Linked DNA regions of Mus musculus: regions 1, 2, 3 and 4 are each linked to region 5. The links are chromatin loops, found by intact Hi-C in ENCODE. Cell type or tissue: heart. All regions are shown on one strand. Each heading gives the region's core, and the rest is flanking DNA. Links, peaks and the distances in the headings are about the cores only. Region 1 has its middle 32 kb from the start of 1700016K19Rik. Region 2 holds the start of 1700016K19Rik (RIKEN cDNA 1700016K19 gene). Region 3 holds the start of Rph3al (rabphilin 3A-like (without C2 domains)). Region 4 holds the start of Rflnb (refilin B). Region 5 overlaps Vps53 (VPS53 GARP complex subunit).

Evidence for each region. Peaks named below come from ENCODE experiments on the same cell type or tissue, not always from the same donor. Only the 100,000 strongest peaks of a DNase experiment are listed, where the experiment ranks them.
Region 1: a loop joins it to region 5, with 6 times the contacts of the local background. A loop is called at or near these places in 2 of 42 quality-filtered maps.
Region 2: a loop joins it to region 5, with 7 times the contacts of the local background. A loop is called at or near these places in 5 of 42 quality-filtered maps.
Region 3: a loop joins it to region 5, with 4 times the contacts of the local background. A loop is called at or near these places in 15 of 42 quality-filtered maps.
Region 4: a loop joins it to region 5, with 5 times the contacts of the local background. A loop is called at or near these places in 9 of 42 quality-filtered maps.

Annotation. Positions count from the first base shown.
Region 1 is chr11:75,964,527-75,971,001 of GRCm38, reverse strand. It overlaps a transcript of Rph3al not described here. Among named protein-coding and RNA genes, the nearest start is that of 1700016K19Rik, 32 kb to the left of the region's middle. In heart, for the core only: CTCF peaks have their summits at 3,785 (motif pointing right) and 4,316; DNase peaks (open chromatin) are centred at 3,821 and 4,311; H3K4me3 peaks cover 1,841 bases; H3K27ac peaks cover 1,891 bases; H3K27me3 peaks cover 2,604 bases.
Region 2 is chr11:75,998,848-76,005,322 of GRCm38, reverse strand. 1700016K19Rik (RIKEN cDNA 1700016K19 gene) reads right to left here and starts at 5,411. Exons shown (of 2, transcript NM_198637.2): 1 at 5,057-5,411; 2 at 1,754-2,319. The coding sequence starts at 5,261. The coding sequence ends at 1,838. In heart, for the core only: CTCF peaks have their summits at 3,642 (motif pointing left) and 5,405; a DNase peak (open chromatin) is centred at 5,352; H3K4me3 peaks cover 812 bases; H3K27ac peaks cover 200 bases; H3K27me3 peaks cover 2,169 bases.
Region 3 is chr11:75,909,747-75,916,221 of GRCm38, reverse strand. It overlaps Rph3al (rabphilin 3A-like (without C2 domains)), which reads left to right and starts at 5,163. Exons shown (of 8, transcript NM_029548.4): 1 at 5,163-5,272. The coding sequence starts at 5,196. In heart, for the core only: CTCF peaks have their summits at 2,073 (motif pointing left), 2,802 (motif pointing left) and 4,039 (motif pointing right); DNase peaks (open chromatin) are centred at 2,071, 2,801 and 3,081.
Region 4 is chr11:76,024,584-76,031,058 of GRCm38, reverse strand. Rflnb (refilin B) reads left to right here and starts at 3,277. Exons shown (of 3, transcript NM_029658.1): 1 at 3,277-3,631; 2 at 6,002-6,111. The coding sequence starts at 3,422. In heart, for the core only: CTCF peaks have their summits at 3,201 and 4,161; DNase peaks (open chromatin) are centred at 3,218, 3,728 and 5,761; H3K4me3 peaks cover 1,921 bases; H3K27ac peaks cover 1,630 bases; H3K27me3 peaks cover 902 bases.
Region 5 is chr11:76,164,691-76,169,690 of GRCm38, reverse strand. It overlaps Vps53 (VPS53 GARP complex subunit), which reads left to right. Exons shown (of 22, transcript NM_026664.4): 3 at 3,443-3,492. The region is part of intron 2 of Gm46252 (a long non-coding RNA gene); the gene reads right to left. Among named protein-coding and RNA genes, the nearest start is that of Vps53, 12 kb to the left of the region's middle. In heart, for the core only: a CTCF peak has its summit at 2,097 (motif pointing right); a DNase peak (open chromatin) is centred at 2,430.

The sequences.
Region 1 (6,475 bases), core at 828-5,827, 200 kb after region 5:
TCCACTGAACCAGGTCTCCAGCCTCGACTTTTTTTTTTTTAAGACAGAGTTTCTCAGGGGGCTGGACAGATGGCTCAGAGGTTAAGAGTTCTGGTTGCCTTTCCAGAGGTCGAGTTCATTTTCCAGCAACCTCATGGTGGCTCACAACCATCTATAGTGAGATCTGGTGCCCTCTTCTGGTCTGCTGGCATACACGCAGGTAGATTGCTATATAATCAATCAATCAATCAATCAATCAATCAATCAATCTTTTTAAAAAAGAAAGACAGGGTTTTTCTGTGTAACTTTGGCTGTCCTCAAACTCAGAGGTCTGCCAGCCTCTTCCTCCCAAGTGCTGAGATCAAAGGCATTGCACTACCACAATTGTGTTCTCTCTCTCTCTCTCTCTCTCTCTCTCTCTCTCTCTCTCTCTCTCTCTCTCTCCAACTAAACAGGTCACAGTCACAGGTTCTGGGTTTGACGTGGACGCCCCCCCCCCCATTTTAATCCATCAGACCTGTAACTCTAAACCCCACTGTCTTCCCCGGCTCCATTTGCCTCCTTCACAGTAAAGAGGAGGGAGCTTTCCTTTCCTTCATCATATGTGTCCTACAGATTTAAGATTTGGGGGCCTCTCCAGGAGCCCCTGATGGTCTGAGACAGCTGTTTGACTCCTTCTGAGCACTTGCCTAGAGAGGTCACCCTCAACCTCTACAGGCTGGGGTTCCTGGACCGCAGGTACCTTCTTGACCTGGGGATCCTTCTTGACTGCTGGACCTCAGCTGTTGTATGCAGATCTCTCTTGGCCTTTGGGCACGTCTCGTGGAGATAGTCCTGCCCTCTCCCACACTGCTCTGCCTTGCTACTGCAAGCTGGATTCCCTTCCCTTTCATAATCTGCTAGGCTGGAAAGTGGCTCTTGGTTCTCACTGGGAGGAGGGGTATTGGTGTGAGAGGAAGGTGACTTCCAGAGGACATTTAACAATGTTTGGAGGCACTTTCTCTTGTCATAACCCGAGTGGCAGAAGTGAGTTTATACTACTACTTAGTACAAAAGGCTAGGGAGGCTGCTAAACAACCCGTGATGAACAGAATAGCCCTTGCTGAAAATGACAACAGTGTGGTGGCCCAGTGGCCCTGCTCTACCTCTGTGCCTGTCCTAAGCTTCAGAATAGAGGCCAAAGTCTCAAAAAACATCACCTCCCCATAACTCTGCTTCTACAGGGATGCCAGTTCTAATGACATTCTGCCAGGGAGATGCCCTTCCAGGCATCCTGGATGGCCTAGAAGAATCTGTTTGCTCATAACTCCCTCCCAAGGAGCTCAGATGGCAGCTCTCATTGGCAGTGGCGGTGGGGTGGGGAGATAAGGTCCAAGGACCAGCTTGGTCTCTTAGGGAGTCTTGGCAAAGGTCCTTATCATCTATCCATCTCACTGGGAGGTTCCAGTCAGAGTTGTGATGAGGAAGGAGTGTCCTCGCTAGCCAGACACCACTGCTCCCTTATGCATCCGAGTCCATTCTCATCTCTGCTGTAAAAGCTCTTGGGAAGCAGAAGCCCTTCCAGTTTGTTCACCTGAGTCCCCGGTACCTCAACATAATTACTCTCTGTTGCAGAACAATGGCACTGTGTTGACAGTGAATGAAGAGTCTGCCTTCTTTAGAGGACAGGTGGGCCTGCAGCTGGCAAGGAGAAGCTGGGGATGGGACTCAGTTGGTAAGGTGCTTGCTTAGCACACACAGACGATGTCTCTGATTCCAAGCACTGCATAAACCCTTGCTGGCACAGGCCTGAAATCTCAGTCTGAGAAGGTGGAAGAGAGAGGCCTAAGGTTCAAGAGCGGCCTCTGCTACATACAGAGCTTGAGGCCAGCCAGGGATACGGGATCTTTAAAATGGACCTGTGGTCTTCTTTTGTCTTGTTTTGACAAGGTCTTTGCTCTATTGTCCATTTTGTCCAGGAGGACATCGATGGCCTTGGACTTGTGATCCTCCGGCCTTGATCTGCCGAATAGCTAGGACACCGTGCCCTGGTTTTTGTTTCTTCCCTCAAGTTAGAGACAAAGGGCACTCTGAGCACTGAGCTACACTCTGACCCCATCTGTAATCCATTCTAAGAAAGAAAAGTTTGCTTGGATCAAAGAGCGAAAAGGATGAGGCCAGTGTGAATTTTGCCAAGTGGATGTGGAAGAGGTTCCCCTATAACATGGAAGAAAAGTTAACAAGGATAAAAGAACCTTGGAACAAGAGCCCATGCAGCTGGTGATTGGCCTAAGATGGTGAATATATTCACATTCGTGGACCCTCTTCTCTTACAGCCACAGATAGACAGACAGACAGACAGACATATGTGGAAGTATGTCCCCCTTCCCATTTAGTGGGCACGTGAGAATCACCAGTGAGGATGGGGCCATTTCACACAGGAGCAGGACTGGAGGCCTAGGCTGTGTCTCCTCTCATATACAAGATGCCCCCAGGTAAAAGCTAAACAAGAACAGTTGGTTGTATAAGGCTGGTTGTATTGCTGTGATGGTGGGGGTTGGGGGAGGCCACATGAGATACCTAGGAAATAAAACTTTAAGGAAACTGGCAAGAGATCGCTCCTTAGTATAACCCAAGTACCAGTTTGAAGTACCACCAGCGCCCACTAGAAGCCTTGCTTGTTGGAGGAGGAAAACCTTTGCAGGCTAAAGCGCTGACTAAATTAAAGCAAGGCAATGGGGGTAATCAATCAATTTCTCATGGCCCATTTTCCAAAGAGAGGCTGGGCATCCCAGAAACTAGTGCACTGTAACAGGCTATGCATGATGTACTATGAGGGACTCCTAAAAGGGAGCTTGTGGGTGGACAGGTAGCCCTGAATCCTTGAGATCTGAGGATGAGGGGAAATGACAGGATGGAGGCGATGACGGTTACTAACTCCCACTATTGACCCTTACAATGAGCCAGCTGTTAGGGGCTTCCCCCGCATTCGGTTCTCATTCTTCTCTCCCTCCTGAAGAGAAGACAGAAGCTCAGGCTTCACTGCCTGATACAGAGTGGCAGTTTATATTAAGTCAAATTAAACGAAGTAACACATCCAGTCTCTTGTTCCTAGTGGCTAGGGCAGCCATGCAACATCTCTGTACTACAGGAAGTTTCCTGGCAGGTCGCACAGATTCACACAAGATCGCATTTTCCATAGGGGAAGATCAGAGTCCAGATGAAAGTCGATATGACCTAGGGACTAATCGGGGCTGCTGAGTTAATATGACAACCAGGAATCCCAGGCTTTTCACCTGGCTACTGATGTCTAAGGCCATCTCAGGATTTTTTTTTTTTTTCCTTAAACATTTAGTCTGAGGGGCTGGAGAAATGTCTCCACTCCGCTTGGATGCATATGCACCATTCAGGCGTACAGCGGCTGGAAATGAATACAACTTGATTCATTTTGAACTGGCAGTCAAGACAAAGCAGACAAGAGCTTAGGCTCTGGGCGGCTGCTTCCTTTGCAGACTGTAGCATCCATTCGCCTCCTCCAGTCATTTATTCCACAAACACACATTGAGCACCAGCTAGTGTTAGGTTTCCAGAAGCCCTATCTTTTGCCTCCTGGGGTTGCTAAGAAGAGGCTTGAAGCTCCTTAAAGAAAAGACGGAGCTGTTCGTTATCTGTAACTAAAAGGAGCCCTCGAGATCCACTCCGTGCCAAGATGAGCCATCTAAAGGGGGATGGCGCCTATCAGATGGCCTCGGGCCAGAGCTCTTCAGTTGGCAGGAACAGGTCCCAGGTCAGAGAGGGGCGGACCGGGGCGGGGCGCGCGCCCGGTACCTGAGGTGGCCGCCAGAGGGCAGCCAGGGAGCGCGCCCGGACGGGGCGAAGCCCCAGGTAAGTGTAGCTAAAGTGGGGCCACCCCCCTTTCTGGGGCCCAGTCTCTCGGGGCCCCGGTGTGTGTGTGTTTGGCTCCAAGATGGGGGCCAGAACGCGTGCACGCGATGGTCCGGGAGCTAGGGCTCAGATCCTGTAGATGTTGGAACCTGGGGTGGGGACCGTTCCTGAGCACCGTTGGGGCGCGGGCAGGGCCTGGTGCCCAGCTGCCCTCCTAGGTTTGCCCGCCCTCTATCTCTCTCCGTTGCCGGAGACTCCGGGCTGCAGGAGAGCTGTCCCGGGACAGCGCCGCGGTCCGCTCCGCCGGCGCGCTCTTACTCCGGGATTTAGCCTACAGCCCGGAGCGGAGGGTGTACCTCGCGCGGCTCCGGGTGTGTCCCGGGCGCGGAGTGGCGCGGGGCGCGGGCGGCCGGTGGGGGAGGGGCGCGGGAGGTGCGGACGGCAGGCGGCGCTGGGGCGAGCGCGCCCGCGAGTGAGTCAACAAGTGCGGAGCCCAGCGAGCGCGCGCGGGCGGCGGGAGGGGCCTGCAGGTGGTGGCCAGCGTCCCGTCCCGGTCCCTCAGTGTCCGGCCGGGGTAGGGTGGGCAGGATCCAATGTTTTCGGTTTCTGGCGTTTGTGTGTGGGGTGTCCTTGGCCTTGGGCGCTCGGCTCAAAAGGACTGGCTGGCGTTCAGGAGTGGGAACTCGAAAGCACGTGGAGCCCTTGGGTGTGCAGGTGCAGGGTGGAGGGTGTCCTCCGAGTCAGCCGGTTCTGCCCCTGGAAGACCCCTCCCCGCGGCCAGACAGCTTTGGGGAAGTGTTTCAATCCACTCGGGGCGCCGCCGAGAGCTCAGGATGGCGACCCTCCCTGCCTGCTCCCAGGGGTCTCCGGCCGTCTGCGAATTCCGAGGTGGAGCAGGGCAAAGCGACCTGATTTTCCACCTGTGTGTCTGATAAACCTTAGCGGTTCCCTTGGGGGAAAGGTTGGGGGATGCTGAAAGTGGAAACCGGATCTCAGTGAGACTTGAGCCAGTGGGGTCCAGGGGAAAAGTAGCTGTCAGTCGGGTTGTGCAGCCGGCAAGCTTTGATCCTCGGGGCAGCAGAGGGCAGGGGAGGGAAAGGGGCATTCCTGAGGCCCCAGAGCAAGGCGAAAGCCTCTTGGAGAAGCCGGCCCCTATAGTTCAGGCTCTGTCTCGCCCCCACCCTAAGAGATTGCTCCTTCCATCGCTGCCTCCGAGGGCCACTTGGCTCCCAACTGAAAAAAGCAGGAACATGAGGTGATCTGTAAGCTTTGCTCACCGCCACATTTCCCACAAGTGCTCTGCACCTGCTGCTGTCCTCTTCCTTAACCCTGCAGCCCAGACTGCTGTCCTGCCACTCAGCAGAGGCTAACTGGCTTTCCAGTGAGCCTCTCTCGCTCCCTCCTATACCCACTCCCTACCCATCGCGGAGGGGGAGTTCTGGGGAGGGGGACGTCTATTTTGCAGCCTTCCCTACCGGTGGTCTTTATTTCTAGCCAGGCCTCCCTCCCTTTTGTTCTTCCCCAGTTGTTCCTTTCTCAGCCCCTCTTTTCTTGCTTCTACTTTCTAGGCCCAGTTTATGGCTTCTCACGCAGTGGTCTTGGGTCACACTACCTCGTGCTACTCCTGTCCAGGCTTTCTTTGGGGTGCCCCGTAGTCACTCAAAGATAGTCTGAGTCTGGACGGGTGTCTCAGTCAGGAGCCCTTCTCATTCTATCAGACTACATTTGCCTCTGAGGGGTCTGGCCTTTCCCCCCTGGAACCGGCTGGCCCTGACCTGGAACAGTGTAGGCTAGAATCAGACTCCTGCTGCAGCATACAATCTGACATGTCACCTCTAGAAGGAGCAGCTCTTGACCAAATAATTGACCCCTAAGAAATCCTTAGAGTCTCCGGTTTTCCTCAGGCCTTTCGGGGTCAGCTCCTCTGCTGGGTTCTCGGCCTTTCAGTCCCGGGCTATGTTCACACTGGTTTCCAATCCTGAATCTTCTCTCTTCCCCCTCAGGGTCAGTCACTCTTGTCCCTCCCTGTACTACTTGGCTCAGGTGCTGTTGCCTAAGAAAGCTTGATCCTCCTGCCTAGAATCCCACTGATCCAGGATCCCTTTCCTAACTCTGCATCCTTAGCCACAGCTGTCATGCTGATGGTATGCCTGATGGCAGCCTCTCAGTACCCCCCCCCCATACTGCACATCCTGGAGGTGTTCAGTGAACTGCCCTCAAGTTTCTGAGAACTTCCCATCCCATGCCTGGAGCCCTGCTCAAACTAGATCTCTGAATGGCTTGGTTACATCGTGTTCTATGCCAAGCTGAACATTCTCTGCTGTTGCCTTCTTAACCAAGAGTGGGCGTTCCGTGTCCTGAGTTGGGCAGTTCCAAGGGGCTCAGGCCTTCACTGGCTTTTAGGTTCTTGAAGCACTCAGAGAGGCAAACATCAAGATTATTGTCTCCACTCTGCCCATTGGGAAGCAAGCTCAGAGAGGGCCAGGGACCTGTCTGACTCACACAGCTGCGTGCGGGTGGGCAGACCAGAGGTGGAATTCAGTCCTGCGGGCTGCAAGCTGTCATTACATACAAAGATGTGTTGTTTGCCCTGAAGGTGTATGTGTCCCACATCTCCAGCGTCCCCTCAGTA
Region 2 (6,475 bases), core at 707-5,706, 170 kb after region 5:
TTGCCTGGAGCTTGTGATATAAACAGAGATCTTCTGCCTCTGCCTCCCAAGTGCTGGGATTAAAGATGTGCACCCACCAGGCCTGGCCAAAACATTTTTTTTAAAAAATGAAGGCACGGAAAATTTAATTTAGATATTAGCTCCATGGAGAATATTTGCATGAACCAGACCCCAGGTTCAATCCTTAGTCTTTCTCTCTCTCTCTCTCTCTCTCTCTCTCTCTCTCTCTCTCTCTCTCTCTCACACACACACACACACACACACACACACACACACACACACACACAGAGAGAGAGAGAGAGAAAAGAGCGTGCGTTCACACACACATCTAGAAAAGCAGCAACATTCTCATAATTACTTCCATGTTTGAAGTTTTAGAACCCAGATTTCTGTTGTTGTTAACTTTAAAAACACTATTTCTGGGTGATGGTGGCACACGCCTTTGATCCTAGAACTCGGGAGGCAGAGGCAGGCAGATCTTTGAGTTTGAGGCCAGTATAGTCCATAGATTGAGTTCCAGAAGAGCCAGGCCTGCACAAAGAAACCTTGTTTTGAACTTTTAAAAGTTACACAGGATAAAAAAATTATTTCATTTTTATATATGCATTGGTGTTTTCCCATACATACAAATTTGTATACCACTAGCTGGTATCTGAGGAGGCCAGAAGTTGTTGTATCCCCTGAAACTGGAGTTAGCCAGTTGTGAGCTACCGTGTGACTGCTAGGGATTGAATCTGGATCCTCTGGAAAACCCAGTCCCCTAGGACCCAGATTTTAAATGACACATAAGAGCAAGCTGTGTGTTTAATTAAAAGAATAAAGTATCCAGCTGGGTGCGGTGCTGCATACCTGGAATCCTAGCATTTAAGAGGTAGAGGCGCTGGGCGTGGTGGCCACGCCTTTAATCCCAGCACTCGGGAGGCAGAGGCTGGCAGATCTCTGAGTTCGAGGACAGCCTGGTCTACAAAGTGAGTTCCAGGACAGCCAGGGCTACACAGAGAAACCCTGTCTTGAAAAACAAAACAAAACAAAACAAAACAAAACAACAACAAAAAAAGAGGTACAGGCAGGAGAATGAATTAGTTTAATGCCAAACTGAGCTATATTCCCCTGTGGATACACAAGCTATACTTTTATGAGTTTTATCCAGGAAATCAGCTTAAAAATAACTTTTTTTTTTAAGGGGCGACTTACAAATGTCAATTGTGGTGAGAAATTAAATAACAGAGATGATATCTTACCTAAGGAAAAGGAAATTCTGATAGGCACAGCGCTGTACTCACAAAAGGCATGGTTTCCCATCCTTTTAAAAAGGTGGTGTGTTTGTGTGTGTGTGTGTGTGTGTGTGTGTGTGTGTGTGTGTAGATGCCTGTGGAGGAGGCCAGAAGCATCAGATCTTCCTGGAGCTAATGTCTGTCGCAGATGGTTGTGAGCAACCTGATGCAGGTGGGTGCTGCGAATGGAACGCTTGGTCCTCTGGAAGAACAGGATACACTCCTAGGTTTTTCAAGACAGGGTTTCTCTGTGTAGCCCTGGCTGTCCTGGAACTCTCTATGTAGACCAGACTGTCCTCAAACTCAGAGATCCCCCTGCCTCTGCCTTCCAAGTGCTGGGATTAAGGCCGTGCACCACCACTGCCCAGCCACAGGCTCTCAACCACTGAACCACCTCTCCAGTCCCAGGGGTACATTTCTCAGTAAGGAATTCTTGCTGAGTGCCAACCCCCACACCACAAGCATCGGCTTCCTTCAGGTTCAGGTCTGATTTCTTTTTATTATGATTCTTTTTAAACATAAATGTGTGGCAAGGAGGAAATTGGCAGCAGGAAGGACAGATGTCACTCTGCCACAGTGGTGGCTAATTCTGGGTGCAGGAGCTTCGAGGCCTCAAAGTAGCTATGCGCGTGGTCGCCCTTAGAGCTGGGCTGCTTGCTGCAGGGGCTGCAGTCTTTGTCTGAGAGGTAGGGCAGATTCTCCACGCTCTCCTCCACGCAGGGGTCGGAATGGAAGCACTTGAGGGCCATGAGGCGGTACCGCTTCCTTCGGTTGAGCTTGTAGATGCGGATCCTTTCCTTTTCTGCCTCAGGGTCGGTGAGAATCCCATCCCAACGCAGACTCTCGTTGATCTGGCTGGAAAGGGTGTCTTCTATTTCGGCAAAGCAGGGGTGATTAATGCTGTACGAATAGGGAAGGGTTTGCCTATTTTCCTCTTTGTCTCTGGGCTCTGCTCTCAAGCCATGGTCTTTGTGGGGATTTAAGATGTCATGGAAAGATGAAGAAAGCGGCTGATTCTTCCGCCCTCGACTGTGATGTTTATCTGCTGAAAAGACGAGGAGACAAGTGTTTGTCTGTTAGGATGCCCAAATAAATCACCAGCGATGTAAGAGACCAGGGCTGCCTTTACCCAGGGTTCAGAAGGCAGGAACCTGGGATGTCACCATTGCTGGGAAGCTCTGGTCAAGGTATTTTGGGGCAAGAGGCACCTTTTTCTTTTTGTGGTGCTGTAGACTGAACCCAGGCCTTGTACATGCTAAATACAAGCTCTGCCACTAATCTGCACCCCAGTTCAGGAACCAAGAGGTCCTTGATGCTTCAGTATCCATCAGTGTCAACCAACGAATGGAGAGGTCAGATCTGAAGGCCAGCCTGACTCCTAGTTTGCTGTTCTTTCTACTGTATCTGTTGTCCCTCAACTTAACCTCACTACATGCTCACCAAATATTTCCCAGGTCTGTGACTCTACACCCATCTAGACACTGTATGGTGAAAGAGACAGGACGGAGCTTCCTACAACAAATAATGTAATCTGTAGTATACTGAAGCAGGAAATGCTTTTTCTTTAATTATTTTATAAACCAGGATATACTTTTTTTCTTTAAAAATGATTTTAAACATTGTGTGTGTGTGTGTGTTGCTTGAACATATGTCTGTGTACCATGTGCATTCCTGGTGCCCGAGGAGGTCTGAAGAGGGCATCAGATCTCCTGATACTGCAGTTACAGGCAGTTGTGAACTACCAAGTGGGTGCTGGGGATTGAATCTGGGTCCTCTGCAAGAACAAGTATTCTTAATAACAGAGCCATCACTCTAGCCTCTCTTTTTTTCTTTTCTTTTCTCTCTCTCTGTTTTTTTGTTTGTTTGCTTTTTAAAGATGAATCTTATATAGTCCCAAGTAACTTCAAACTCCCTATATAGCCTAAGATGACCTTGAACTTCTGATCCTCCTGACTCCACACTTCCCAGGGATAGAACTGCAAGCAAGCATATGCCAGCACCTCTGGTTTCTGCCGTGCAGAGGATGGAACCCAGGGCTTTGTGAGTGCTATACAAACATGAGCTGCAGATCTAGCCCAGGAACACTTCTGTGAGGCTTTGTCCCCTCCTCCCGTCTCCCCCTTCTCTCCCCCTCCCTTCCCCTCCTTTCCCTTTTTTTCCTTCTTGACATTAATAGCACTGCAGAATTGCTTATCAAATGCTATAGATGGTTATTCCTTATCAGCTCCTATTTCAGGTTTATTTTATCTTAGAATTATCTCTAGAAAGGCAAGCAGAGGGAGGAAAAGGGCAAAAATAAATAAAAGTTCAGTCTTGACATTTCCTTGCTTTTCTATTCTCTGAAAACTATCTGGTGTCCCCTGCTGACAGGCTGCGGTACACAACACTAAGCAAAATAAGCCTCCATGTTTTGCTGACACACACGGTGGCTTGCTGCCTTAAGCTCAGCCTGAAGAAGTAATTCTTAGACTCCCATGCTCCCTTCCCCAAACCACAGGATTGTGGGAAAACTGCTGTTCCTTCCACTGCCTGCTCAGCACACAGAGCCAATGCCCCACACCTGAGCCCAGGCCCACCCATATCAGGGGTCAGGGCCACTTTCCTGATGGCCAAAGCCACACAGGTTGCCCTGGAGTTACATCACCCACAAGCAGGGCCATTCTGCTTCACAAGTGCACTCTTCTTTGGAGTGGCCGGAGTGTCTTTGCTGGGACATCTGGAGGCTCTGGGAATGAACTTTGGGAGAGGCAGGGACTCTGGGTTCCTGGACAGTGCTGATGTCTGTGTATGCAAGTGAAGGACTTGGTGAGCAAGACTGGAGGACATGTTGTGGGTGTGATTTGAGCTGTTTGAGGGCATCTATGCACATGCCTAGAACACCTGTGTGGGTCTAGTGTTTGGAGTGTATCTACGCATATGAGTATCTAGAAGATCTGTGTGTGTGTGGTGAGAGGGTGTAGCTATGCATGTGAGTGCCTGTGTAGGTGTTCAGTCTGTGTTGGCGTCAACACATGTAAGTGTCTAACCAAATTCACACATGTGTAGACTGCATGTATATGCATGATGGAGCAAACTGTACGTTAGGTCTGTCAGAGAGTGTCATATTGCTATAAAAAGGCAGTATAAAGAGTGTTGGTGTTGAGGTGGGGGTTGGTGTGAGTTTCTGCCATATATAGCTGTCTCTTGGCGGAGTCCACGCAGGGAAGATTCTGCACACATTTACATGGAGTTGGTTCCTACACAGCATCTGGAAGCATGTGCCCTTTAAAGGGTAAAGGAGTTAGGAGGGCACCAGAGGGGAGCCTGAAGTCTGTTCCCCTGTGGGAGCGAATATCAGCTGGTATCTGTCCAAATGGGTTAGTCTCTTTGTGACTCCAAACTTTGAAATGTCTGTGAGTAAGGGTATATTTTGGCTGAGGGGCTAGGAAGTTGAGAGGAGGTGGGTAGAAGAAGCTCACTCTCTGAGGGGCTGGAAGGTCTTGGGGTGGGTGTCTGCATGGCCTCTGTGTGGGACCCCACACAGAGATATTAGATGTTGAGGTTCTTAGGGGAGGGTGTGGTCTCTTTGGATACACTGGGAAACTTAGTTGGTAGATATCCGTGTTAATTAAAGGCTCTCTGTGCTGGTGAGAACATGGTCTTTATGGGTAGATCTGGGCATCTCTGGGCTGCCCTAAAATGTCCTGTCAGGTTTCTAAGCCTGAGGTGGCTTCCAGGTAGAAGGGTATGGGAGGAATCTCAGGTCCAAGAGCCGAAGCAACCTCCCTAGCTGTTCCTCTTACCGTCGCCCTTGCCCGATCCTTTAGTCTTTTTCTTCTTCTTTTTCTTCTTCACCTTCCGTTTGGCCAGCTCGGAGGCGGTGCCCACGATGGGAGGCAGCTTGGACCCCGGGGAGCCCTCAGCTCCGCCTTCCCGCGCCTCCTCCTCCTCCTCTTCCTCGCCCTCCTCACCATACTCCGCCGCACCGGTCCCACCACGGCCGGCCATCCGCCCGCGGGTCCCCGACCTGCGTGCCCGGAAACAGCAGAGGACCCGCACCTGGCGGGCTCCAGGCGCTCACTGCTTGCTCAGACCACGCGTCTCCATGGCGACCGCTCCACGCCACGCGCACAACTAGGAAGTTGCCGCAAGGGGCACCATAAGGCTCTAGATGTACGCATGCGTGTTTTGATCTGTTTGAGTCCAGGTGAGTTGAAGCGCACAGGACAAGGCAGGAGATAAAGATTATTAATGCTTAGCTGACAGTGACAAATCCCATCCACTAATGCGTGATCAAAATATTTACCATTTTTATTTTTTGAGACAAGGTCTCATGTAGTTCGAACTGGCTGGTCTTGAATTCCTCATCCATTTGTACACTCTCCCAAGGGCTGGGATTACAGGCATGAGCTATTGATGTCTGGCTGTCTCCACACCCTGCACCTCGCGCCCCATCACCCACTCACCACTTAAGTTGCCTAGGATGGTCTGGAGCTCATTGTAACCCAGGCAGACCTTGAACTCACGATTTTCCTGCTTCAGCCTCCCCAGTAACTAGGATTATATGTATGAGCCGCCAGGCCTGACTCCACACGAAAATTGTTTTCTTAAAATTTTTTAAAAAAAATATTTATTAATATTTATTTTGTATATGTTTCTCTTGATTGTATATATGTGCACCCCCTGTTGATCTAACTGTATGCCTTTGTGTTGCAATCTACTTGAGCCCTGGTGTGGGCCAGGATGCACAGGTCAAGGCTAAGTAGAAGTTGTGGGTCCTTGGGCCGGCACTGACCTATCTTTTCCACACCTGTGCTGGCTCGGAAGTGAGAAGAGCACCAGATCCTTTGGATCGTGAGTTACGGATGGCTGTGAGCTGTGGTGTGAGGAACCCAAACTGGGTCCTCTGCAAGAGCAGCAAGTGCCTTGAGCTGCTGAGTCACCTCTGAGCACTCTACCTCTACCCCCATGACAGTTCATCAAGACCGTGCTCATGAGCTGGGGATACAGCTCAGTGGCAGGGCACTTAGCATGTAGGAGACTAAAATGTGTCACTCAGCCAGCACCACAGATTTAAAAAGACCAAACCTAAGCCGGGCGTGGTGGCGCATGCCTTTGATCCCAGCACTTGGGAGGCAGAGGCCAGGTGGATTTCTAAGTTCGAGGACAGCCTGGTCTACAAAGTGAGTTCCAGGACAGCCAGGGCTATATACAGAGAAACC
Region 3 (6,475 bases), core at 786-5,785, 250 kb after region 5:
CCCCTTCCCAGGAGCCACAGTGTAGAGGGAGACAGGATAGAAATACCACTGTCAGGTCCAGCAAGGACCCCTGAGCTAATCTCCAGGGTTGAGGGGTATGCCCCACCCCAGCACTCTTGGCTTGGGTTCATCTAACATACACTGACTGCTACTATGCGCATGACACTCACTGAAACGTGCCTCTAGCCTCTTGCCTGTCATAGCTAAGATGACCTTAGAGATCCTGTGTGCCACCTCTCTGGTTAATAGAGAAAGTGACCAGAGCCCCATACAGTCATCTTTCTGTGTACTCACTGCTGTTCCCCTCCTGAATAGGTGGGCTCACCTTCATGTTTCCTTGTCTTCTATGAACATTTGTTCCCTCATAAATTATTAACAAATAAGCAAGGCACTCATTTAACACACACAGTACTGATGATGGAAGCTAGGAGGCCCCAATTCCATGCTTGCTTGCATGTGTGTGTGTGTGTGTGTGTGTATGTGTGTGTGTGTGTGTGTGTTATGGTGTGGTATGTATATGTCTGTGTGTGTTTTTGAGATAGGGTCTTTCTAATGTAGCTCAGACTGGTCTTTAACTCTTAAGATGTGTGGGCTGTAGCTCTCCCTCAATGGGGACCAGGGCAGGTATGTTGGGTGGTGTATATACAATTTCACTGAGGGACACTTAGGTGGGAAATGAGTGGCATGGTGAGGCTCTAACCAGCTGCCAAGTCAGGGAGATGGCCGCCAGCTAAGCCCAAAGAGGTTTGGCAAACCCAAGCTGGCTCTGTGGCAGGTTCCTAAAATGGGTCTCCTTGATGTCCCCCATCTGTCCTGAGGCTGCTCTGTGTGGAGAGGATGGACAGCTGTGCTTTCAGAGGTGCCAGCCACAGCTTCTGTTGGGAGCCACAACCCCTGTGTTCTTGGCTCTGACCTTCATTCTGAGCATCTCTGTGGATACTCAGCTGTGGATTTACCATCCAAATGTCCCTGCCCAGTCGGTGCCATGATTCCAAGCCCTGGAAATGACAGTCCTCCATCTCTCCTGATCTCCCCCCTAGTATTTTATTTGACTATAGATGTCTGTCCTGCCGTGGGTCCCATCTCTTCATCCTGTAGCCTGGAGAAACCCTTAGCCTTCCACCCAGGCCCTGCCAGCAGCCCTGTCATAACTCCTTCCATGCATCTCAGCAGTGGGAATAAGATACAGGGCGTCTGTCCCTCGGGTACAAGTGGCGAAACAGAGCCCCAGGGAGGTTGCTGACTTGTCCTGGACATTTAGTAAATTTGCACAAACAACCATTGGTTTTGGGTTTTAGGGGGTTTGTTCTTTTGTTTGTTTGGTTTTAGTTTTTGTTTGTTGTTTTGGGTTTTGTTTTTCTATTTTTTCCTTCTGTGAGCCTTTGGCCCTAACCTTCCTCACTGCCATGAAGGCTGCCCGCCCTCTGCTTAGGTGGAAGGTGACAGGATGCGGGGAAGCTGTGCTACCTGAGCACTGGCACACTAGCACAGGCAGCGATGTGGTCCTTTGTAGCCTCTTGACCCATCTTCTAATGGAAAGAGTCGTGAGTCTACAAGGAAGGACAGAACAGAATAGCCCAGACTGTGTAGACATGCAATGGGTCAGAGGACGCCAGTCTAAGGGTTCCCTGGCTTGTGGCCTAAAACTGTGGCTCTAGGAAGTGACATGGAGGGAGGCAGTGCATTCGTTCTTAGAGATGTTTTGGGGGTGGGCTGGCTTGAAGCTCTGAGGAGCATCTTCACCTTCTCCTGGCTCCCTTTCATTCTCTGCCATCATGGAGGTAAGGCTTCAATGCTAAGGCCCTTCCCCCCTTTCCCCTGCTTCTCCTCCCACCTCAGCCTCTCACAGCCTTCAGTTTGGAAGCTGCTACAGAAGATAAGTGCATAGCTCCAACGTGCCCTGGCTTGTTCCTTGTCTTCCAGGGTCACCCCAATTACTATTCTGCTTCTGTAGAGTGGACAGCAGAGCACAGAGGCTACCTCCCTTCTGTATCCAGCCATAGAGGAACTGGGGTGTCAGGCTCAGGGCTTGCCACCCTGGACACATTGATCTGGGCACAGCACCACCTGCAGGTCAGGGGCAGAATTGTACACAGGGCCTGTGTACAACCTGTCTACTTGGATCATACAGGCCTTCCATTTCTTGACACTCCCAGAACGTTAGAAAGGAAAAAGAGTGTATGAGTTGCATGTTTCAAATATTTACTTGGAGCAGAGTAACGCATTTCACACTCTGGTAGCAGTGTGACCACACTGTTCACAAGCTAGCAGAAACTGAAACGAAAACAAGCCCACAGTGCACCAGAGGCTGGGCACAAGTTTACGTTTTTAATGGATATGGCTCTCTTAATTTTGTATTTGATTGGCTTATTTGGGGCAGCAGCACATGCTGGGGCACATGTGTCAAGGTCAGAGGATAACCTGAAGGGGTTGGTTCTCTCCTCTCATCACGTGATCCTGGGAATCAAACTCTGGCCGTCAGGCATGGCCATCGGCACCTTGATGCAATAAGCCATGTCTTCATCCTTGAGCCAGTCGGTTTTGCATCTGCCTGGTTTTTACGACTATATTAGCATCCTTTGGGAGAAGGTACAGAGGTTCCTGGCTTGCCAACAGAGCCTCTGCGCCTGGCTGGTTGGGGGTTCTTTACCAACGTGTGGACCATGGTGGGAATGTCAAGTTCAGCTGGGAAGCTCAGCTCCCTGGATGGACCTGTGAGATGACAGTGGGGTCTGGGCTTGGACAGCATGGCCAGTTAGCTCCGGCCCACACACTGCCCCCTGGTGGTCATCATGGACATGGGCCACATTGGTCCGGAAGAGTTTCTTAAGCATGACTCAGGGATCCCTGAGACCCTCAGAGATCTCCAAAATCAAAACTGTTTTCCACAGTCTAAGCCTCTTGGCCTCTTTCACACACATGGAAACTGGAAAGTACTCAGATGTGGCTTCAGAAGCTGTGCTGGAACTAGTTTTTAAGATAGTGCCATCTGTTGAGTTTTGGTGCAGAAAAACACACACCATTATCTGGGCAAGCTATTAGAATACTCCTCCGCCTTCCATCCATCCTCCACATCCGTGAGAGCCTGGACCCCTTCCATGTATTCACTGGAACAGCATCTCCAAAGGTCGAAAGAAAAGTCAGACAAGAACGCCCAGCTGTCTTCAGTTAACTCCCAAAGCAAATTGCAAAATCATAAAAACAATCCCGGGCCTCACATTGTCTTTGTTTTGAAAACACGTGTTTTTCTCATAAAAAATATAAATTATGTGAATACCTAATAGGCCTAGTATCTGTAATGGGGGTTTTTAGATTTCTCAGCAAAATATCAATAGCTATAACTCATATATTTTGGAATGCTCCCAATTGTCTTTCTCACCGTATGTGTAAGATGGTGATCCTATGTATGGCACATATGTGGTCAGAGGACAACTTGGGAGTTGGGTCTCTTCATCCACCTTGGAAATTTCTTGGAAATGAACTTGGATTGTAGGCTTGCAGAGGAAGCACTTTACCTGCCAAGCCATCTGCCAACCCAAAAAGATTTTTTAATAACATCTAATGAGCTGGAACCCACATATTGTTAGCATCACCCCTATCTAATTCCAGAATATTTCCATCAGTTCATAAAGAAACCCTAAAGCCATTAGCTGTCACTGTCGTCCTGTGCCTATTAATGGCCATTAGTCTACCTCTGTGGCTTTGCCATTCTGGACATCTCTATAGGCAGCACCAGATCATACGTGATCTTCTGTACAAGCTTGGCTTCTTCTCTTAGTGTAACATTTGGGCTATTGGGAATAACAGTGACTTAAGAATATTTGTACCCATGTCTATGAGGACGTATGTTTTAGTCCTCTTGTGGTTGGTACTTAGGACAACTGAGTTTCCGAGCCATATGGCAAGTATGTGGTTAACATTTTGAGAGAATAGCAAACAAATTTCCAGCCTCAATGTTTTTTTTTTTTAATTTCATGTATATGTGTGTTTTGCTTATGTGGATCTATGTGCATTTATGCAGTCCCTATGGAGACCAGAAGAGGGCACCAGAACCCCTGGGACTGGAATTACAGGTGTCTGTAAACCACCTTGTGGGTGCTGGGAATCAAACCTGGGTCCTCTGGAAGAGCAGCCAATGCTTTTAATCACTGAACCACATCACCAGCTTTCTCCATCAATATTCTTTTGTAGAATATAAAGAGGCTCTGAATTTTCAATCCACTGGACTGGATTGGATGAAATCAAAGGCTATCCTTATGCATACTGACCCAAGTCTCTTTTTCTTCTCAACACATGCACACACTCACACACGCATGCACACACTCACACACACACACACACGCACACATGCACTCCATTTAGGAGGCACAAGCAGCGCCTTTGTAATAGGCAGCCTGAGTTAGCCCTTGGCTCAGTAACACACAGAAAGCCAGCTAAGCTGCACTACTTACGTTGAGCCATCAGGTTCTAAAGAAGGTTCCTTCCTGCAGGGTTTGCAAGATATCCCTTGTGGACGATGACTTTTTAAAGTGCCTAGTGGAGGTACTGGCTGCCACCCCATGCCTTGCCCTCTGGAGAACACCCTGGGGTCTCTTACGGAGCAGAGCACAGGCCTGTAAGCTTCCACTCTGGTCCAATGAAGGTTGGGGAGGTTGAGGGGACTCATGAGCTTGCCTGTGTCTCTCTTTGGGATGTTCTCAGGGCAGTGGGGCTGTGTGGGAAAGGGCAGAAGCTGATGCTCTGCAGGGCTTGCCAGCTGAGTTGAAAGTTGCTGAGATGGTGCCTTCTCTCCCTTCTGATTCTCACCCTCTGATGTCATTGTCTACTCTGGTCACTTAGCGATGTGATGCACCTAGCCACCTGTCCCAAGATCCCGAGCCTTTGGAAAAGGAGCTCTGAGTAAGGCTTTTGCTGGAGGAGTTAAGAGTGTAGCATCGCCAGGCAGTGGTGGTGCATGCCTTTAATCCCAGCACTTGGGAGGCAGAGGCAGGAGGATTTCTGAGTTCAAGGACAGCCTGGTCTACTACAGCCAGGGCTACACAGAGAAACCCTGTCTCGAAAAACCTTAAAAAAAAGAGTGTAGCATCAATGGTCAGCAGGGATCGGGATTCCCGTCAACACCCCAGTCACTAACATGTGCTTCCCTTGTCCTCCTGCCTCAGATGTGACTCCTGCCCTGGGCTGTGCTCCCCGTCATGGCTGACACCATCTTCAGCAGTGGAAATGATCAGTGGGTTTGCCCCAACGATCGGCAGCTTGCTCTGAGAGCCAAGTAAGCATCTGTGGCCTGCAGGAGTGGCCCTTCCCTCCCTCTCCACCTGCTGCCCTCTTCCCCTCTTCCCAGTCTTTTGCAAGTTTTGCTCCCCAGGGAGGAGTTTGGAGAGAGGCGGATGTCAAATGCACACCACTCTCGGCCCATGCTTATGTATTACTCACCACGAACTAACATGTTCCCATTTCTCAGATAAGGAAAATGAGGCCTTCACTCCTTGCCCGTGTCCCTTGTCAGTGGCTGGGCTGGAACCTACATCCAAGTCCAGCTGACTCCCACACCTGTGCTCTTTCACAACAGCCCACAGGGAGCAAGACTTCCCCATTGGGCCTGCTCTTGTCCCTGAGCCTGGCATAGAGGGGCAATACAGAGCACATGCCTGTTCCCTGAATGAACAGCTCACTTCAGTAGAGACCACCGCTGGCTACAGCATCTTTCCTACGTCCTTAGTGGGGTCTGTGTCCTTCTGTGATTCCCTTGTGTCTTTTTGGAGGTCTTCATTTTCCTATTACCCCTCAGACTAGTGACCCTTCAATTTTGGTTGGGCCTGGCCTGCCCCCCCCCCCGACACACACACACACACACACACACACACACACACACACAGTGTCCCTGTGGCTGAGCCTCTCAGATGCCCCTCATGCCCTCTAGTCTGTTCCAGATCTCTGGTGGGTGCCATCCCTGGCTCTGATAGGACAAGAACATCCCTGCAGCTATCAGACTGTGTTGGCATCAGAAGCCAGCATTTCCCAACTGGGACCAAGCTTAAGAAATTCGCAATTAGACGTTAGAAGCCTGTGGGAGTCAGAGCTGAGACATCAAAGGTGGATAGAAAAATCCATCTGAAACGCTCAGGAAGAATGGCGTCGCATGTGATGTGTGAGCATCCTTGCTCTCCTCCATCTGGGTGCCTCAGCCCCCCCCCCACCTCACCCCTGCAGAGAGAATGACTAGGGATGAGATTGGTCCCACTCACCATCTCTGATGCCAGGCCAATTAGGTGCCCTCTCTGGCAGGGTGCACATTGCTGGGAGACCTCAGCTCTTGGACCTCGTCCAAGAGCCCAGCTGTCCCTTGACCTTCCAGCATCCCCTTCATTCCCAACTTTGTCTCTCATTCACCAGCTGCTGAAGCTGTCCTAGCCTCTCAGAAGAGCCAGTGTGTCTCCTCCCAGGTGTGTGTCTGAGAGACAGATGCCCGTTG
Region 4 (6,475 bases), core at 764-5,763, 140 kb after region 5:
TGATCTAGGCCCCTAGCGGTGATGACCCTTTTCTGAAAGGACAGCATTTAGATGAGGCCAATCTCTATGTAGGCCCCATGGTCTCTCTGGACCTTGCTTGTTTTGTCTAACCTACCTCCTGGTTTCTACAGATAACCAGCTGTTCCTCAATTGAAAGCCTGTCTCCAAAACTGGGCCAGGATGGGTCAGGGGAGAGTCAGGTGCCTCTTTCTTTCCCCTGCTGGCTTTATTTTACTTTATTTTAATACAAGTTCTTGGTATGTAGCCCCGACGGGCCTGGAATTCCCCCCAAGCTTTAATTAGGATATTCTGAGCAACATCCTGGGGGAAACATCTGGAAGAAGATGTAAGATAGTGAAGAATTTGTGGAGCAAGGCTCTAGGAAGCTGGGGGTAGTGGTTCACACCATAATCCTAGTACTTGGAAGTGATAGGCTGAGGCAGGAGAATTGTCTAGAATTTCAGGCCAGAAACTTTGTTGTTGTTGTTTTTGAGACAGGCTTCTCTGTGTAGTCCAGGCTGTCCTGGAGCTAGCTCTGTAGAACAGGCTGGCCTTGAACTCATAGAGACCTGCCTGCCTTTGCCTCCCAGGTGTTGGGATTAAAGGTGTGTGCCAAGAGAGCATTTTAGGTCTAAACTCACTGCTCAAGGCTGCAGAGATAGAGCCCAATTCCAGGATCTGAGCTGCAAAGTTCACACACACACAGTTACATGGCAAATCCCCTTCTAGGGACATCTGAGTCCATTGGTTTGGCCCTTTCTCATTCCAAGAGCACCTCTGTTCTCCAACCAGGAGTGCCAGGGATCCCAGACAAGGCCTGGCCAGATAGTATTATCGGCAGGAGATTTATGGGTGATTCTGGGGATTCTGAATGGGACAGAGGTTCACCACCTTGACCTCTGCATCCTGAACAGTCCTATGTTTGATTCTCCTCCAAGCCCTGCTGATTTCTGCATACATCAGTGTTAAACAGATAAGGAAAGAAGGGAGGGAGGGAGGGAGGGAGGGAGAGAGGGAGGGAGGGAGGGAGGGAGGGAGGGAGGGAGGGAGGGAGGGAGGGAGGGAGGGAGGGAGGGAGGGAGGACTGATGGGATGCTCAGCTCATGCTTTGAGAGTTGCTTGGTAATTCTGCAGAGGCAGGAGGATGCCCTGTTTGGTCTGTGACTGAAAGAGTTGGGAGAGGTTGTTTTTGGTGGACAGACAGAACTCAGACAGGTTGTAAAATCAGCTACTCCCAGTGTCTAGGTTGATGACTGCTACTCCTGGATTTCAGAAGCTTCTCTGATATCCTGGGCCAGCTGCTTTCTGATCACCGGTGCAGTGAGGAAGTGTGCCAAAACCGTGTCTCCCTGAATTCTCTTGAAGCCTCTAAAGTCTGGCAGCTTCATGCTCTCTTGCTCATGCTAGCAGCTTTGATGTCTCCGTGGGTCTTCTGCCGGAATGTAGATCAGTATTCAGAGTGGTGCTCAGAGGGTGGCAGTGTGGCCTCAGAATGGTGCTCAGAGGGTGGCAGTGTAGCTCTGGAGTCAGCAAGTCCCAAAGTAGGCACCTCCCAAACTGCCCCCACAACAATCCGCACTGAGATGGGGCGTGGTCCTCCTGGCCCAGCTTCTGAGCTTTCTCTGTCCCGACCTCCAGCTCTTCTGGCCTGGTGAAGCAGGAGGTTACCATCTCCTTGGAGCAACTGCTACCTTCCTGGTCATCTCTCCCAGTCTGACCAGTCCACTTTTCACACCCTCAGAAAGCACAGAGGTTTCTCCTCTGATGTGGGGGTCCAGTTCTGCAAGGTGTACAGATATTGAGGTCAACAGGGGTAGGGAAGTGTGACACCTCAGATTGTCCTTGCATTAGACACTTGTCCAGTACTGTACACTGTAGATTTTTGTAACCTATTCCCACCACCCCTGAATGAATGAACAACCTCCCAGTCCAGCCCCCTACAGGATGTATCCTCTGTAGAAGGAATGACCCTGGCTTTCTGTTCCTAGCAAGCTGCCTTCTATCCATCACATGATTAAAGGCAAGCCCTTCTCTCTCCGTATCAAAAATGATGGGTAGAGAGAAAGGAGGACTGAACTTTGCTGGTAGATCTAGTCACTCTGAACATATATATATATATATATATATATATATATATATATATATATATATATTTTAACAAATCTGCCCCAAGCAGGACAGATGTTCTTTGTTCTTGCAAAGATGTGGATTGGACCACGAAGGTGATCCAGGGAAGACTTCTGGTGGAGCACGTGGCACTTGGTGTTGACCCCGGGACATCTCCATGAGAGGAAAGAAAGAAAGAAAGAAAGAAAGAAAGAAAGAAAGAAAGAAAGGAAGGAAGGGGAAGGGGAAGGGGAAGGGGAAGGGGAAGGGGAAGGGGAAGGGGAAGGGGAAGGGGAAGGGGAAGGGGAAGGAAAGGAAAGGAAAGGAAAGGAAAGAAGAAAAGACAATGATTTTAGGCACACCCCAACTCAATTACTTCCCACTGAAGAAGAGCTTCTCTGTCAAACCTATCAGGAAGGACCACAGTCTGTTTGCTGTTGAGTTTAGGTTTTGTTTTGTTTGTAGAAGAGATTCCCTCTGATAGGACAGAGGGAGAAAGTTCCTGTGAGTGAATAGACTGTGGCCTCCATAAGGGGAATCTTGACTCCCTAAGAGAGCTGCTCTGTTTGCTGGTCTCTTTGGGAGATCCAAGCCTGTGACACCCTCAGAACTTCCCTGCCTGGACTGGCCACAGCCTGTTCAGCTGTGCCCGGGACCAGGGAGTGATCGACGCCCCCGGGAGTCCGGAGGAGTAGGCCCTCTCTCCTCCGGGGCAGACGTGAGAGCCAGAGCAGGCCCTGCTGAGCCAACAGGCCGCTGGAGCCATACGAAGCGCATTAAGTATTAATAATTTCCAGTTGTTTGCTCGTCCTCTCTCCCCACGCCCCCCCCCCCCCCCCCGCCCCCGGCCTCTGCAGACTGGGACTCCTTGGCTCTGGGCTGCCAGATCTAGAGATATTAGCACCTCTCGGGGGCCGGGGGACAGTGCATGGAGCAAGGATCGCCGTGGACCATAGGGACAGGGTGCGGGGCCGGACGAAGCCTCGCAGCTTTGCCAGTCGCGGCATGCCGGGGAGGTGGGAGGGGAGGCCCGTCGCGGGAAGATCGGCGCTCGGACGAGCTGGGCGGCGCGCGGCGGGAGCGCAGCGGCCCCTGGCGCTTGGCCTCTCGGCGGTCACCGCGGCTGGGCCAGCCCTCGGGGCGGGGCGGAGGGCGGGGCCTCGAACGAGCGCGGCCGCTGGCGACACCCGGACAACGCGCCGGCGGCGGGGCAAGGAGGGCAGCCCGGAGGGCAGCGGCCCCGGCCCGCGTGTGCGGCCCTCTCTTGCACTCCAACACCGCGGCGGCTGTGCCCGGTCCCGCCACACGTGCAGCTATGGTGGGCCGGCTGAGCCTGCAGGATGTCCCTGAACTCGTGGACACGAAGAAAAAAGGCGACGGCGTCCTGGACAGCCCGGACTCGGGGCTGCCCCCAAGCCCTAGCCCCAGCCACTGGGGGCTCGCAGCGACGGCGGGCGGCGGTGGGGAGCGCGCTCCGGTCGCAGGGACGCTGGAGCCCGATGCGGCGGTGACCCCTATAGTCCCGGTGAGTTGCCTCCCGCGCGGACTTCTCCCAGTCCCGGCCCACCCGCAGCCCTCCCCGGGGAGTCTCCAGCTTTCGCAGTCGGTGCGGCCACCCGCCCGTCGAGACGGCGTGGCCATCGCCGGGAGCCGGGGCGGGAGCGTAGCGAGAGAGCCTGGCCAGCTGGAGCCAGTGGCTGGAAAATTGTCATCGCCTGGGAGGCGCGGGAGCCCCGGGAGAGGCAAGCCGCGGTCTCCTCCCTTCGAGGTGGCGGCCCCCGAGGCTGCCAGGCTGCGGCTCGACCACATTCCTGCTGGGGCGGGCTGGGTGGGGCTCCCGGGACACGGACAGGGATCCCGGGCCCTCCCCACCCGGGGGGCCCACGCCCCGCGGCTTTGCTCCCAAAGCGGCCTCCCTCTGCCGGGACCTGGGAGAGGGGTGTGCTCTGGGCTCCTGGCGCAAGGCGGACCACAGCCTTTGGGGTTAGTCACACACAAGAGTCTTCAGGGTCTGGTAGGTCTTTTTTTCCCAGCCAGTGTTCTGCACTTAATGAGATCAGCGTCCTCCAGGTGGCCAGGGCTTTGAAAGTATTAATCCTTTTCCTTCTTTTCCTTTAAACTCTTTGCAAGAAAAACTCCCAAGTCTGTTTTGTCTTGGGATCTGTTCAGGTGATGATATTCAGAGCACAGCTCAAGAAAGGCCACATCCTGTCTACAGTAGAAGCTCAAAGTAAGACTGAAGGAGAGCTGTGACTGTGCCTCCCATGGGGAGGTCAGCGGCAAGTGTTATGCTTAAGGACCAAAATGGAGCTTTGCTGGTGTGGGGCCTTCTTGACCTACTGACCCTGTCCCAGCAAAAACCAGCACCTTTTATTTCCACTCCAAGGTGAAACTTGCTTCAGCTTGGTCTTTCAGTCTCTCTCATCTTTCCTGCTCTGACCACCGATCAGACACTCACTGGTGCCTCTGACATGGATTCCTGCACCTGACATGAACCTTGACCCTCTCACCTTTCCCATTCAAGTCCTGGTGGCCCTTCCTCACTATGTGGCCTCCTGGGGGAGCTTTCTCAGGCTTCTTCCAGAACCTGTGGCTTGGTGTCCAGGCTCAGTGTCTCTGTGTGGGTCTATCTTATCACTGCTGCTGACCCAATAGCGCACTGACTCTCTCCCACCCCTGGATACCCAGGGAATGTCTGTCTGGGGAGCAGGGATGGGGATACAAAGGAGGCAGGACAGGAGAAACCAGTATGGACACCTAGAAGAAAGATGTCTTGGAATTGTAGGAGAGCTCTGTGGCCTCACCTCATGCACACCCTCTGTCCACTTCCTTTAGCTTGAACTATATATCCCCTCCCCCACTGGTCTCAGTAAACTCCATCCTAGCCCTGGAATGGTACCCCAGCTCCCCAACATGCTTTTGGCTTTTGCATCTTCTGCTGGTAACACAGTAAAGATCCCTGAGCCAACCTCTTAGAAACACTTGCCTCCTTCTCTGTCCTAGGGGTGGGACTGCCTCTTCTACATCCTGGCACAAATGGAGTTCTTGCTCTTAAATTAAGCAAAGAAAATGACAGCTCTCGGAGAACCAGAGAGTACAAAGGGCTGCTAGGTCCTTCCACACTGTGTTTATCTCTGCACTGGAGCACAGAGGGGGACCAGAGAGGGTCACCTGAATTTGCCTGAATTTGTCAAAGCTGTATTCCACACACTAAGCTTTCTGGTTAGTGGAGGCCTGACCCAGAGCGAAGGCATCTCTGGCCTCCACTGTTAACAGTTGTGGGGACCCTCTGGCATGGATGGCGGCCGCTATATCAACCCCAGAGGCAAAGGAGATGGGGAAGCAGAGGTGGATCTTTACCTTAAAAACAAAACTCCTGGAAGCTTTGTCTCTTGGCATTAGGATTTAGCCTTTCTCTAACTATTGCTGGGACAACTGCGTGGGGGGAGGGGCTCTGCATAATTGAGGGTTCTGAAGAGTTAAGTCTGAGTTGTGGGGCTTTCTTGCCACAGGGCCCTCCCGTCAGTCCTGATGTGGACATAGTGTGTTCATCAGGTCAGCTTCCTCTTCTGCCTTTCTCAAACCTTCGGTGATGGGAAGGGGGGCACCCCTCCCCTCCCCCCAGCACACAGATAAGGACATAGGACGTGTGACACAGCTCTACAGAGGGCACAAAGCCCATTTAGGATGGACAGTGCCTACTGTGCACATGCGTGCATGTCACTGAGAAGTAGGGAGGGGCACTAGACTGATCTGGGATTTGAACCCTGACCTTCGGTGCCCTGTCTAATGCTCTTCTCATGCCATGGGCCAGCCCTGTCCTTTGTAGGGCCAGACTGTGGTCACCACAAGGCGGGTCACTCATAGCTTTATCCCTTCTCTCCTCTCCCGGAAGAACCCAGCATCTCTGACCCACTCGCTAGCTGCCATCTGCTCACCGAGACTCTGTCCCCTGTCCTTCGGCGAAGGAGTTGAGTTTGACCCCTTGCCACCAAAGGAAATAAAGTGAGTATACTGACCCTATTCTTAAAATATTAAAAAAAAAACCCAAGTATAATCGCTTATTGTTTTTGAAAAGGTTAATTATGAAAATGCACAGAAAACCATTAATAGTTTGACTTATTTTCTTATGCTCTAACTAGTTAAATATATAGGGACTCCATTATATAGCCATTTAAAGTTTGGGATGAAATCTTGCTGTGTCTCGTTAGCTGGCCTCGCATTCACTGTGTACCTCAGGCTGACTTCGAGCTTAGGCTACTTCTGTCTCAGCCTCCTGAGCGTGTACAGCATTACACCTAATGTGGACACTCTTTTTAAGTGGGATTTTGTGATAAAGTTCTGCCATGTTCTTTGTGTGTGTCATATA
Region 5 (5,000 bases), core at 1-5,000:
TGTGTGCAGGCATGTTTGTACCGCTGTGTGTTCTTGGAGGTCAGAGAACAGCTTTTGGAGTTGGTTCTTTTCATCTACTATAGTTTCTAAAACTCAGAGTCATCAGGTTGGCACAGCAAGATCTTTTACCTGCAGAGCCATTTCACTAGCCCTCTTTGATTTTTAAAATGCAGTTCCACATCTGCATAATTATTTTTCGGGATTCTTAGAAAGCAATGTTGTATGAAGAAGAAGAGGAGGAGGAGAATGAGAGAGAGAGAGAGAGAGAGAGAGAGAGAGAGAGAGAATAATGTAGTTTAACCAAGACCTTCCTGTCTAAAGGTAATTCATTTCTTGAATTAGCAAATTATCAAATGTCTACTGTAGTGCAGTCAGTATTGATCAGTATTGATTGATTGGTGTGGAATGGCCTCCCAGGCATATGGCTAAGTGAAATGGCCTGGTGCAGCTGATCCTTGGATGTGCTTTTAACTCAGACTGTCTGAGAAAGTAAGCCAGAAGCTGGCTCGGAGCCATGGCTTCTGCTCAAGAGAAGCTGCAGTCAGGTGGAACTGGGCAAGCGGAAGCCTGCATTTCACTACGTGCTCTTACTGTCTAGATTTTTGCTTGTGAATATGTTTTGACAATTTTAAATACCTTATAAATATTTTATACTTGTAATTAAAACAGTCTTATAGTGTGTAATTATATATGATATATACATAGTTATCCATGAGTATGTAAGACATATTATCTTGTATGTCCCTCATTTAGAGGTGTGGTAACAAAGCAGAATTCCTGGCTGCCTTCATCCAGATTTCTCAAATACTTTGTTTTTCTTTTGAGACAGGGTGTCTCTGTGTAGCCCTGGCTGTCCTGGAACTCGCTCTGTAGACCAGGCTGGCCTCGAATTTAGAGATCTGCTTGGCTCTGCTTTCTGAGGAGTGCTGGGATAATGATGTGTGCCACTACCATCTGGTCTTAAAACATTTTTTAAGTCAACGTGTGTGTGTGTGTGTGTGTGTGTGTGTGAGAGAGAGAGAGAGAGAGAGAGAGAGAGAAACAGACAGAGACACAGACAGAGAGAAAGACAAAGGGGAGGAGAGAGAGGGAGGGGGACAGAGAGAGACAGACAGACAGACAGACAATGACTATATACACAGACTGGTAGAAGGCTCAACAGGTAAGGCACGTGCCCCTAAGCCTGAGGACCTATGTGAGGACTTATGTTCAGTCCCAGGACTCACACAACAGAAGAGACCCGACCCTCACAAGCTGTCCTTTGAGATTTGTGCTCAAGCCGTGGTACTTGTGTGCACATACCTGCACTTAAGTGCACACGTGCGCGCGCGCGCGCGCACACACACACACACACACACACACACACACACACACACACACTCTCACTACTGTTGCTTTAAGAGGGCTCCAAGCCGGGCGTGGTGGTGCACGCCTTTAATCCCGGCACTCAGGAGGCAGAGGCAGGCGGATTTCTGAGTTCGAGGCCAGCCTGGTCTACAAAGTGAGTCAGGACAGGACAGCCAGGGCTACACAGAGAAACCCTGTCTCGAAAAAAGCAAAACAAAACAAAACAAAACAAAAAAAGAGGGCTCCAGCAGAGTTAGTAGGCCAGGAGCTGTTATGCTCATTTTCCTTAGAAACTCAGGGATGTTGAACAACTGCCCTCCAGCGAGTTGGCAGTGGCAGAGTGGACGAGTGTGTGGTCCTGGATAACTCACTGGCTGTTCTGACATGGGCAGTGATTTAAATCATACACAGTCCAGTTGTGAAGGGACTAACATAACAGAGTAGGAACAAGTTCACCCCACCTGAGTTGTTTTCCTCATTAAAATAGCTTCTCTTTTCTGAATTTCACTTTCACCGCTGGCTGACTATTCTTGGATTTCTGAAAATTCCGAGTAAGCCTTGGCTTAGCGGAAGTTGTGTGAACAGGGTAATGTGGCATCTCAGGTCTGTTCCTGGAAGGTTTCTGGCTTCCTCCTGTAGCAGAGAGCCAGAAGCAATTTTTAATTTTTAAGCGTAGTTCCTCCTGAGAAAAAGTATCTGTTGGGGAAAAGGCCAAGGGAATTAGAAAATTACCATCCTCCCATCTTCCACCAGGGGGCACCATTTCACCGTATTTTCTTTCGAGGTTTGCTTGTTTTCACTATTCCATAGCAGTCAGTAGAGATGAATTAAAATATAGACAAATACTCAGCCACCACTGCCTGATTTTTTTTTTTTTAAAGAGACTCACTAAGTAGACTGCTACTCAAACTTGTGATCCTCCTGCCTCAGACTCCTGAGTGCTGGCATTACAGGTGTGTACCATTGTGCTTGCTTGAGCAGACTCATGAACTTTCCCAGGTGAAGGGCACCATCACTCAAGGAGGACCCTGAGGACTAACACAGTGTCCTCGGTGAGCCTCTCTGGCTGTGTCAGCCACTGCTTCCTCAGAGAGCTGCTGTTGGACTCGGGTGAGAAGTAGCCCCCCCCCTGCTTTGGGATTGCATCAGTGGGGTTGTGTCATCTGCAGCCTTGCTCCTGACTTTCCCCAGCAGTGGTGTGTAAGAATTAGGCATCTTGGTATGGCTGTATCCATTCATCCCATGTCTTTCTATAGTTTGTTTTATAGTCATATTTTTTTTTCTTTCGAGGCAGGGTCTCACTTTGTAGTGCTGGCCAGCCTAGAACTCAAGAGACTCCCCTGGCTCTGTCTCCTGAGTGCTGGAAATACAAGCTTGCACCATCTCATCCAGGCCACAACCTTGTATGTCCTGTGTTAGCAAACTTCCCATAAAGGTCAAGACAGTCTTCTAAGCTTTATAGGTCCCGCAGTGCCCGGTACAGCTTCCCAGCTCTGCCACCACAGTACATGAGCAGCCACAGCCACATGGGAGTTGACTAATGTGGCTGCCTTCCAATAAAGCTTCAAAAAGAGAACAGATAGTATTTGTCAGCTATGCTTAGGGGCTGGGAAGATGGCTCAGTACGCACTGCTGAGGGTGAAAAAGTGTGGCGACTGAGTCTGGTTCCTGAGCACACATGTAGATGCTGGGCATGGTGGCTTGCCTATACTCTCAGCACTCAGAAGGTGAAGACAAGGGGTTTCCAGAGCAAGCTGGCAGGGAAGACTAGGTGGATCGGTGAGCCTTGGGTGTGAGAGACACTACCTCAGTACATAAGGTGGGCAGTGAGGAAGACTCCTGATGTCACCCTCTGGCCTGTGCATCTGTGTGTTCAAAGAATGGACATACATGCCTACACACATGTACACCATGTGCACATGTACACAAACCAAAACATTTTAAAAAAATAAGATGATTTTTAAAAGAATTAAATGTGCTATCAAGATCAAACTTCTTGAGGTGTCACAAACATCCCTTGAGTGCATTATTTCTCTGTGAAAGAAAATTCCAACAAGGACATTAACAGCCAGCAATCTTCTTTTCTTTATTGTAGTCTCTGGCAAACATTGACGATGTTGTGAACAAAATTAGACTGAAAATAAGGTAAGTAATGCCATATGCTTTTTTAATGAAAGGCATATTGTTAATCTAGTCATATCTGAATCACATTTTTTGATGAAAGCACTGAAATCTCAAATTTAAAAGTAATTCTTCTCTTGTGGCTTTTCATGTAAACTCTATGGCAAAGAGCTTGATTCTTTGGCCAGTGTTTTACTGCCCATACAAAACGAAGGGAGCTGGAACAGACTGTTCAAAAGCAGTTACCATCAGGCGGGCTGTCGTGGTGCACACCGTTAATCCCAGCACTCAGGGGTAGACACAAGTGGATCTCTGAGTTCAGAACCAGCCTATTTTATATAGCCAGGGCTGTACAGTGAGACCCTGTCTTAAAACAAAACAAGACCAAAAAAAAAAAAATCATCAGGGCTGGGAATGTAACTTAGAAGAGTGCTAACCCAGCATAATAACATGAAGCCCCAGATTCAGTCCTAAAAGCATGGCATAAACCCATAAACCACGTATGGGTGCAAACACTTATAGTCTTAGCACGTGGGAGGGAGAGGCAGGAGAGGCAGGAGAGGCAGGAGAATCAGAAGTTCAAGGTCATCTTTGGCTACGTGGTAAGCTTGAGACCTGTCTGGGATTTATGAGACCTTATCAAAAAAAAAAAAAAAAAAAAAAAAAGGAAAAAAGGAGAAAGAAGAAAAGTTAACTTTCAAAGAAGGAATAACTTTTCTATAACGTTTAATGCTTTTATTCTTTAATAGGTTTGCCTATTTTGTAGTACTAAGACCAGCTATGGAGATGAGGTTATATCTTTTGGTCACCTGTAACTATAATATTGAATCTGCAGGTTGACTTAGGTGTGGCCCAGAATTAAACTTTATGGTTAACCCAGAGCCTCACTGTCCATGTCATCATTAGGTGCTTCCTGCCCAGTGGTCTTCTTCTGCCTTATCCACGTCTGCATTTATACATTTGGTACCTGAGAGGTACTAAACAAACGTCTTTTCATTATATAAGTAGCTTGACTACGTTGCTCCAAATTAATTTGGGGAGTTTGTATGTACTCATTTGTTTCCTTTTAAAAATATTTATTTTATAGATGGGGTCTCTCTCTCTCTCTCTCTCTCTCTCTCTCTCTCCCTCTCTTTCTCTCTCTCTCTCTCTATAGTCCCTGGCTGTCTTGGAACTCACTATGTAGACCAGGCTGACTTCAAACTCAGAGATCCACTTGCCTCTGCCTTCAAAGTGATAGTATTTGAATGTGTGTACCACCATATCCAGCTTGGTTTTATTTGACTTTTTTTTGATGAGAAGACATTTTAAAAATTGAAAATGTTCATTTTGAGTCTAGAAGATGAGTTGTTCCCCTCCCCCACCAAGTTCTTTAGATCTTTTGGTAAAGGGCACTGCCATAAATGTGTCGTCCACTGTTGCCTTAGGAAGCACAAAGAGGAGCTAGAGAGGAGGCTTGTTTATTAAAGCACTTGTCGCTCTTAACACGAAGACCTGGGCTTGGCTACCAGCTCCCACACAGTGGCTCACAA